Linked DNA regions of Homo sapiens: region 2 is linked to region 1. The links are chromatin contacts, found by Hi-C or POLR2A ChIA-PET in ENCODE. All regions are on one chromosome and are shown on one strand. Each heading gives the region's core, a stretch centred on a gene start or an enhancer-like site at or near the end of the contact. The rest is flanking DNA. Distances are from core to core; before and after follow the strand shown.

Region 1 (3,804 bases), core at 39-2,538:
CCATCTTCCATCAAACCCTTCATCTGTTTCTTTCCACATAGCATCCTATCAGCTGGCTATGGCTTTGTTGTGTAGGCAACTAAGACTCAGAGAGGTGGTGTGATGCCCCATGCCCCAGGTCACACAGCAGAGCCAGCATGTGGCCCCAGGCACCTGATAACCTGCCCGTTGCCCTGGATCCTTAGCATACCTGGATCACAGCTGCAGGAATAGCTGTCCCAGTCGTTGCTGCAATAGCTGTTAGCAGGACACGGGTTTGAGTCACAAGGGTCAGGCAGGCTACAGCCTTGCTCCACGTTGATGCTCTCCCCATGGCTGGGATCCAGGCTGTTAACCCCCTCCGGCGTATCGCTCACCCGCACACCCTGGGAGGGACAGGAGCAGTGTTGCCCTCAGTGGAGCGGGGCTGCAGGTGGTGGGGGAGGGGATGGGAGGGCAGGGCAGGACACTCACCTGCAAACAGCCCCGAAAGCCACGGGCCACACCGCCGGCTGGCCCAGGTATTCCGCCCACTGTTATGTTGCTCAGGTGCAGACCATGCAGCCGGGGGCCCAGGTTGCCCTCTGCTCTCTGCTGCCCATAATCGAAGGACAGAATGGCATGGCCGGGCCCCCCGCTGGCTCCCAGTGCCAGCTGTGCATGGTGCCAGTCACCGTCATTGGCCCGGCCTGGCTCCAGACGGAGAGAGGAGGCCTGAAGCCCTGTGCCCTCCACGCTCAGCATCACGTGGCCCTCTCGTAGCTGACACCAGGAGGAAAGAAAACAGGGTCAGCAGACGGCCTTAATCACTGTTCTCCAGCTCACAGTTCCCCTTTCTGGACCATCAAACCCATCCCGCTGCCCAGCTGAGGCCATAGAGAGGAAAGCGTATTTATTTCCCTCAGGCCCAACAGGTGGCAGCATTGACCTTCCCAACGGATCCAGCGGCCTCTATATGTCCCCACCCCTGCCCAGGACCTGCCCAGCCACTTCTGTCCAGCCGCCTAGAGGCTACCAGGGCCCTATGGCCAGGCCAGGGCCAGCCGCCCTTCCATGCATCACCTGTAGGGTGATGGTGCTGCGCCCCCTGGTGATGGCCTGCAGCAGGACACCGTCGGCCTGGCGCGTGCGGAACATGAGGCTGAGGTACCAGGGTTGGGAGATGGGCAGCGAGAGGCCATGCCAGGCCACCAGGCTGCTGCCCAGGAAGTGCTGTGGATTGGCCATTTCTGGGGAGGCAGGAAAAGGCAGACTGTGACGGGTGGAGCCTCAGAGGGCCCTGGGGCTGTGATGCTCAGCGGTGGCGGCTGCACGGGAGGCAGAGCCCACTCCCCTCATCAGCCCCGCCCTCCAAAGTGCGTACCTGCCCTGGGACCGCCCCACGCTGTGCCCAGGCCTGCCTCTGACTGGCCCCTTTGTCTCCTGTGTTGCCCTTTCAGGGCTCTGCCCAGACACGCTTTTCCACCCACAGCCCCGCTCAGCAGAGCCCTGCCCAGTGCCTGCCCCAACCCTGCCAGTTCCCAGACTGTTGATGGCACCCAGGCTGTGGCCTCTAACAGCCGCCCCTCCTACCCTGGGCGCAGCTCTTGCCCCCAAAGCCCAGGGGGCACTCGCAGCTGAACGCGTCCCACTGGTTCACGCAAGTGCCCCCATTGTGGCAAGTGTTGCTGTCACACACGTTCTTCTTGGCAGGGCAGCCTGGAATGGAGAGAAGGCAGCTCAGTGGACCTGAGCTGGGGCTCTAAAGAGAAAGCCTGTGGCAGCAGTTAGAGAGGCCTCTGAGACCCTCCATTCTGGCATCCTCACACCAGGCACAGCCCCTCCTCTCAGCACTGGGATCCCAGCCTGGCTCCACCCCGGGCCCCCATACCAGGCACGGTGCCATTGTTGGCAATGAAGTCAGCCATGTCTATGTGCCGGCTGTCCACCTGCAGGTTCCGCATGCAGCCCACGAACTGCCGCATTCGGACTGGGAAGCTCTCGGGCAGGTCAGGCACCCCGCCTAGTAGCAGGGGCCCCGTCAGATCCAGAGACCTGGGGGAGCAAAGATGGTGGCGGCACAAGGGAGGGCTGGGAGCTTCTGGTCCTCCGCTCGCTCTGCCGCCAGGCCAGAGACACGAACGGCGTAGGCAGGTGTCCAAGAGGCCCTGCAGAGCAGTGCTCAGGAAGGGCGTCACCCCTACCTGGAACTGTTCTTGTCGAACACTCAGCCCCCTCCCCAGACTGCCCCACAGGGCCTTGCTCTGATTCCCCAGTCTTGACCCCATCCCCAGGGCTGAGCAGGGGCTAAGAGAGGCAAAGGGAGAGAGACCCCAAAAGCCCACCCTCTCCACCTTCCCTCCCTGCCTGGCCCTGCCCTCACTTCACCCCATCCCTGGCCCTTTCCCCTGCTCACTTCTTGCTGCCACCCTGGGTGCCCTGGGCAGCACAGGAGTAGTTGCCCAGGACAGATCCGAAGCGCAAGGCCACTCCTGTGTCACAGCCATCCACGGTCACCACAGCCACCTTCTGCTCTGATGGGCCCTGTGGGAGCCCTGTCTGACCCAACAGTGGCTGTGGACAGGAAAGAGCAGAGAAGGGGGACACTGAGTACAGAGCCCACTAGGTTCATGGCCAGCACACACTGGGTGCCTCTGTGTGCACCCACATGCCCAGACACACGTACACACATGCATATACACACACGTGTGCTCACGTGGTTTATGCATGTAACTACCTTCCTCAGTGTCCAAGTTTGCGGCTGCCTAGTGGAACAGAGAGCATCGAGCAGTGCCCAGTGGGGTGGGAATGCCCAGCAAGGTGGCACCTTCCCAGCCGCTCCCTTCCTCTCAGCCAGAAATGCCCTGACCAGCCCACCCAAGCCTGGAGGCAATGCCACTCAGGGCTGGGTAAGCACCTGAGGCAAGAACAGAACCCCCAACCCTCTGTGCCCTCCACACCCACCTTATTGTAGTATTTCAGCTGCACCGTATGCCACTGGCCATCACTGACTCCTCCGGGCACGAATGGGGACACCGTGGTGGTTGACTCCCCTGGGGAAAGGACCAGGTGAGCTGGAATGCCTGACGAGGGCTAGGAATGGCAGGGTTTGGGGTGCCAGTGGCTGGGGCTGGGCCCAGATTTGGCTGATAGAGTATGTGGCTTGGGGTCAGGGGCTGGAAGACTTGGGGCCTTTGGAAGATGGGCAAGGATGGGGGGCAACTGTGATCACCTGCAGAGAAGGTGAGCTGGACCTGCTCCTGGATCACCTCGAGGGCCACAAAGTCATGCTTCTCATTGAAACGCCCATTGTACAACAGCAACCCGTCGCGCTCCTTTGTGGCAAACCTGAACAGGAGTTGGGGATGGGGGCAGGGAATGGGGTACCCACCTGGATGCCAGCACCCCCGCCACCTAACCAGCGCAGGGGAGGGAGATCTGCTGGCAGAACCACAGGCAACTCCAAGAGCAGACCTGGCTCTGCCGGCAGCCTGCTCCACGCTTTCACTGCCTGACCTCTTACTTCAACCACAGAACAGGAGGCACCTCAGATGCCCACCAGGCCCACTCCCCACCCCCAGTGCCCAGCCACTCACGAGAGGGCCAGGGTGAAGTGGAAACGCTGGCGCAGGCCGCGAAAGGTGATGAAGGAGTGGGCGGGGAAGCTGCGCGTGGTCACCTGGCAGTAGGGCTTCTCGAAGTCTCCAGATGGGCAATCGCACTTGAAACCGCCCACCAGCAGGTTGACACAGGTGCCCCCATTCTTGCAGACACCCGGGGTGCAACGGCCTGAGCGAGCACTCACCTCACAGTGCTCACCTGGACAAGAGGAAAGGCAGGTGAGTA
Region 2 (3,981 bases), core at 680-3,179, 110 kb before region 1:
TATGGTTGCTGGTAACAGGAATTATTCCTGTTCCTGTGTGAGGTCTGAATATTGTTCTCTGCCGTCCTTTCAGGTAATTATTTCCCTGGCCTCAGGTAGTTTCCTCACATGCGTGTGCTGATGGGTGTTCAGCTGAAGACTTGGTGGGGTGGCTGGGGAGGCCCCCTGCTCAGATCTCCAGAATTTTTTTTCTGTGTAAGTCTTTCTTCTCTAATCTTCTGCCCTGTGAACCTCTTTGGCCTCCCCAGACGATATATCAGCTTCCTCTCTTCAGTTTAGGAAGAACTCTGGACTCTGCCTGGGTGCCCCTCCCCTGCACTGTGCCTGAAATTCTCTCCAGGCAGTAAGCCAGTTAGCTGTAGGGTCCTCCTTGTTCAGTTCCTTGTCTTTCAGGAATCGTCGTCCTTTGTGCCTGGTGTCCAATATCTTGGAAACAGTCATTTCATATATTCTGTCGTTTTGGGTTTTTTTTTCTTTTCTTTTCTTTTTTGAGATGGAGTCTTGCCCTGTCGCACAGGCTAGAGTGCAGTGGCGCAATCTTGCCTCACTGCAGCCTCCGCCTCTCGGGTTCAAGCAATTCTCTGCCTCAGCCTCCCGAGTAGCTACCGCGCCTGGCTAATTTTTTGTATCTTTTTTTTTTTTTTTTGAGACGGAGCCTCGCTCTGTCGCCCAGGCTGGAGTGCAGTGGCGCGCTCTCGGCTCACTGCAAGCTCCGCCTCCCAGGTTCACGCCATTCTCCTGCCTCAGCCTCCGGAGTAGCTGGGACTACAGGTGCCCGCCACCACGCCCGGCTAATTTTTTGTATCTTTAGTAGAGACGGGGTTTCAGTCGAACTCCTGACCTCGTGATCCGCCTGTCTCGGCCTCCCAAAGTACTGGGGTTACAGGTGTGAGCCACCGCGCCCGGCCCATTCTGTGTTTTTGTTTTGTTTTGTTTTGTTTTTTATTAGCTGTTTCCGGTAGAAAGGTAAATGTGATCCCTGTCACTCCATCTTGACCAGAAGCAGAAGTCCACCCAGAAATGAACTTTTACATTTCATACTCATGTCTGTCATGGGGAAGTTAAGTGGGCCTGGCCTTATCCTTTTACTTGGGCGTCATCTTTTTCAAAACTTCATAAGTAGTTCTTAAAGAATTCAATATTTATTGCGTGCCCACTGTGCACTATGCTGTGTGTTAGCTGCTGAAATGTATGGGCTTGATTCCTTTACCAGATGGACCTCAGGTCTAGTGGGGAGGACAGGCAAGGTTCTTGTGGCTACAATTAAAAGTGCTGTAATACATATTTTGAAAGATCTAAGATGCCACTGCAGTGTAGAATGACATGTACGTTGTCTTAAATATTAGAAATGATTCTGGATTAGGATTGATGGCTTTGTGCTGACTTGTGAATTCTGTCTCCTAACCATGACCAGGTTGTCTGCCCTTTCCTGGACATCCGTATTTTTTTCTCCCATTGAAGTGGCAGGATTGAATCTGTACTCTTGGGTCCCTAGCTCTCCTGGATTTATCTCCTTTCCATATGACCTTTTCTTTCTGCTTAACCTTTGGGCCTGCTGTAACATCTCATTTCATTTTTCTTTTTTAACTTTCACCAGTATAAGAATGTTAGAGACTGAAATATTAAAAAATTAATTACATTTGCTATAGGTAGATGAGTTTTTCAGTGAGTTTGCCCATTTTCAAAAGCAAATCTTCATTGGTTATTTGGAGTGGGTGGGAGGGACAGCTTAAGGGCAGTAGAAAACCACAGTTTTGCTAGTAAATCTGGCCTACATTTCCAAAGGAACTCTTTGGATGATGAGTGAGGTCCATTACCATTTCAGTTGTTTCAGTGAAGCTGAGAGTTGCCGGTGACACGTGATAATCCTCCTCATTCTGTAGTTGAGCAATAGGAAAATGTGGGTAATGCCAGTCTGCATTGACTGGGTCGGCTGTGTAGAGCATTGCCTGAAAAGTAAAAGTTGCAGTCCTGATTGGCTCAAGACTGATATCTTACAGCCTGATGAAGACAACCACGAATTCCAGTGCCATAACTGATGGACTTTTTCTTTTCTCTTAGTTATGACAAGGACCTTCCTTGGAAAGATAACCTGTGTTTAGATGACTGTGATCTTAGCCCTTGTGATCTGCCTGGTGCTTGTGGTAGCTCTGGATGTTCCTGTTTTTCCTGAAGGACCTCATTGATGTCATTTCAGACACTATCCTCACTCAAGAGAATGTGAGGTTTTGCTATGTGTGAAATATCATATAAGACACACTGCTATGTCAGTTTTTAAGCCTCTGGTTTCAGAAGCTCTGGCAGCCCTACTTTTTCTCAGATGCCTGGCAAGCCTGCATGTCTGAATAGCCCTTCTTTCCTGCAGAGGCTGTGAGAAGCTCTGCCGAGCATTTGAGAGTTAACCATTATTTACGGAGCAAGACCTGCGTGAGGCACTGATTGTACTAACTTACAAAAATTGTGTAAGAGATTCTTTTGACATCAAAGGTACTTACGGTCCAGAGGGGAAATCACATACGTGAATTCGGAAGCCCATTCAAGACTGCAAGAGAAAATTCGAAGATAAACAAAACAGTTCATGTTTTGAGTTCTGTTTCTTTAGATTTCTATGTGGGATTGGTGGCTTGAGTGACCAAGTAGCTGGCATCCCAACCATTTATAGACATGTTCTATTTTGAGGTTGAGTTTGTGGTTTGGGGAGGATGTGTAATCATTTTCAACAAATGCTTACTGAGTGTGCAAAGTATTCCTGTGGAAGGCACAGGGAGTACCAAGAAGTATAAAGTTACATTCCCCAGCTTCCAAGGAGCTTCTCATATCTGGGAGGGCAAGGCATGTTTAAGATTTTAAAATCTTAGTAAGATTATAAGTCTTAAGAAAAAAGCATAATCATCCACATTTATTAGAAATATATACTGAACTATTAAACTGTCTAAGAAATGGGGCTTGGGTGGTGAGCATGTGGCCTGGAAAAGAGAAGGATCTTCACTCTTTGCTATATAGACTCTATATAGTATGTAATTTCTATATGGTTTGAAATTTTTGCCAAGTGCAGTTATTACCTCTTTGGAATTTTTATTTTTTTTATCAGTTACAAAAATTATAGAGAACAGACGATTGTATTAATACATATAATATTAACCTTGAATATCTCTATGTGGTAGGATTATGAGTGACTTATCTTTATTATGCGTTCTTATAATTGTCTACATCTTCTTTAATGAATATATATTATTGTATAAGTAGAGAAAGGAAGTATTTGAAAAACAAAACCCAAAACCACCTACAATGATTATTATAACTATATTTTAACATGCTTACTATATTTTGGATATAATATACCAGCTTTCCCTTTTTTACCTCCTTACTCTCACTGCAACTCTAGTAAGGTTGTTTTATTATTATCATTATTACTATTGTTATTAAATAAAAAGGTGAAACAAAGGCATTTGCTTCTTGCTTCTGCCCGTTGTCATTTTTGAGTGAGCTAGACTAGAAGTAAAAGGAATCCAGTTACGAACTTTTCAGCTATACTGTAAAGGATGCCCAGAAAAATTTAAATTATGTTGATTTGGTTACAATTACGCCTGCCAGTGTGGGCTATGATCTTTTGTTTTAAAGCATCCTAAAAATACTTTGCTATACCTTTATATTTAGTTCTGTTGGAGAAAGCAATTAGATTGTCCCATCTCCCATCTCCCCATCTGGTGCAGTAAAGAAAACTCATCTGCTTGGCTTACTTTGTGTTAGAGAGAATTTAAATTTCCAAGTTATTTGTGATTCACATTAAGTAGTTAAATCCCATCCCTCCCAAATTTTGTACTGGGAATCCATACCCACTTTGTAATTATGAACTTAATTACTCTGAACAGTAATAAAGTTCAGATATTTAAAGAAGCCAAAGATTGAAGGAGAGTGGCTGTCATTTCTAAATTAATTTTTTTTCCCCTTATAGCATGTGTTTGATGATCTCAGAGGCTC

Evidence for each region. Hi-C counts contacts between places; a loop is a spot of excess contacts on that map. ChIA-PET counts read pairs that join two places held with the same protein, here RNA polymerase II (POLR2A). Pooled maps may share reads with other maps.
Region 2: a pooled map shows a loop between it and region 1 (2.8-fold over the local background). The contact joins two enhancer-like sites. A Hi-C loop is called at or near these places in 1 of 168 maps with a recorded cell type or tissue (ACHN) and 4 of 50 pooled maps. POLR2A ChIA-PET finds 5 or more read pairs at or near these places in 5 of 52 experiments (A549, H1, HEK293T and 2 more).

The regions. Positions count from the first base shown.
Region 1 is chr1:109,261,015-109,264,818 of GRCh38, reverse strand. CELSR2 (cadherin EGF LAG seven-pass G-type receptor 2) reads right to left here. Exons shown (of 34, transcript NM_001408.3): 3 at 3,555-3,777; 4 at 3,191-3,306; 5 at 2,923-3,011; 6 at 2,375-2,532; 7 at 1,850-2,013; 8 at 1,552-1,677; 9 at 1,042-1,208; 10 at 454-741; 11 at 191-365. Among named protein-coding and RNA genes, the nearest start is that of CELSR2, 13 kb to the right of the region's middle. RefSeq lists enhancers at 94-1,076, 3,513-3,804 and a silencer at 1,054-1,103. Within about 2 kb of position 1,288, at least 4 of the 41 ENCODE cell types and tissues checked have a DNase peak (open chromatin) inside an H3K27ac peak, as active enhancers do.
Region 2 is chr1:109,369,564-109,373,544 of GRCh38, reverse strand. SORT1 (sortilin 1) reads left to right here. Exons shown (of 20, transcript NM_002959.7): 2 at 3,956-3,981. Among named protein-coding and RNA genes, the nearest start is that of SORT1, 26 kb to the left of the region's middle. Within about 2 kb of position 1,929, at least 12 of the 41 ENCODE cell types and tissues checked have a DNase peak (open chromatin) inside an H3K27ac peak, as active enhancers do.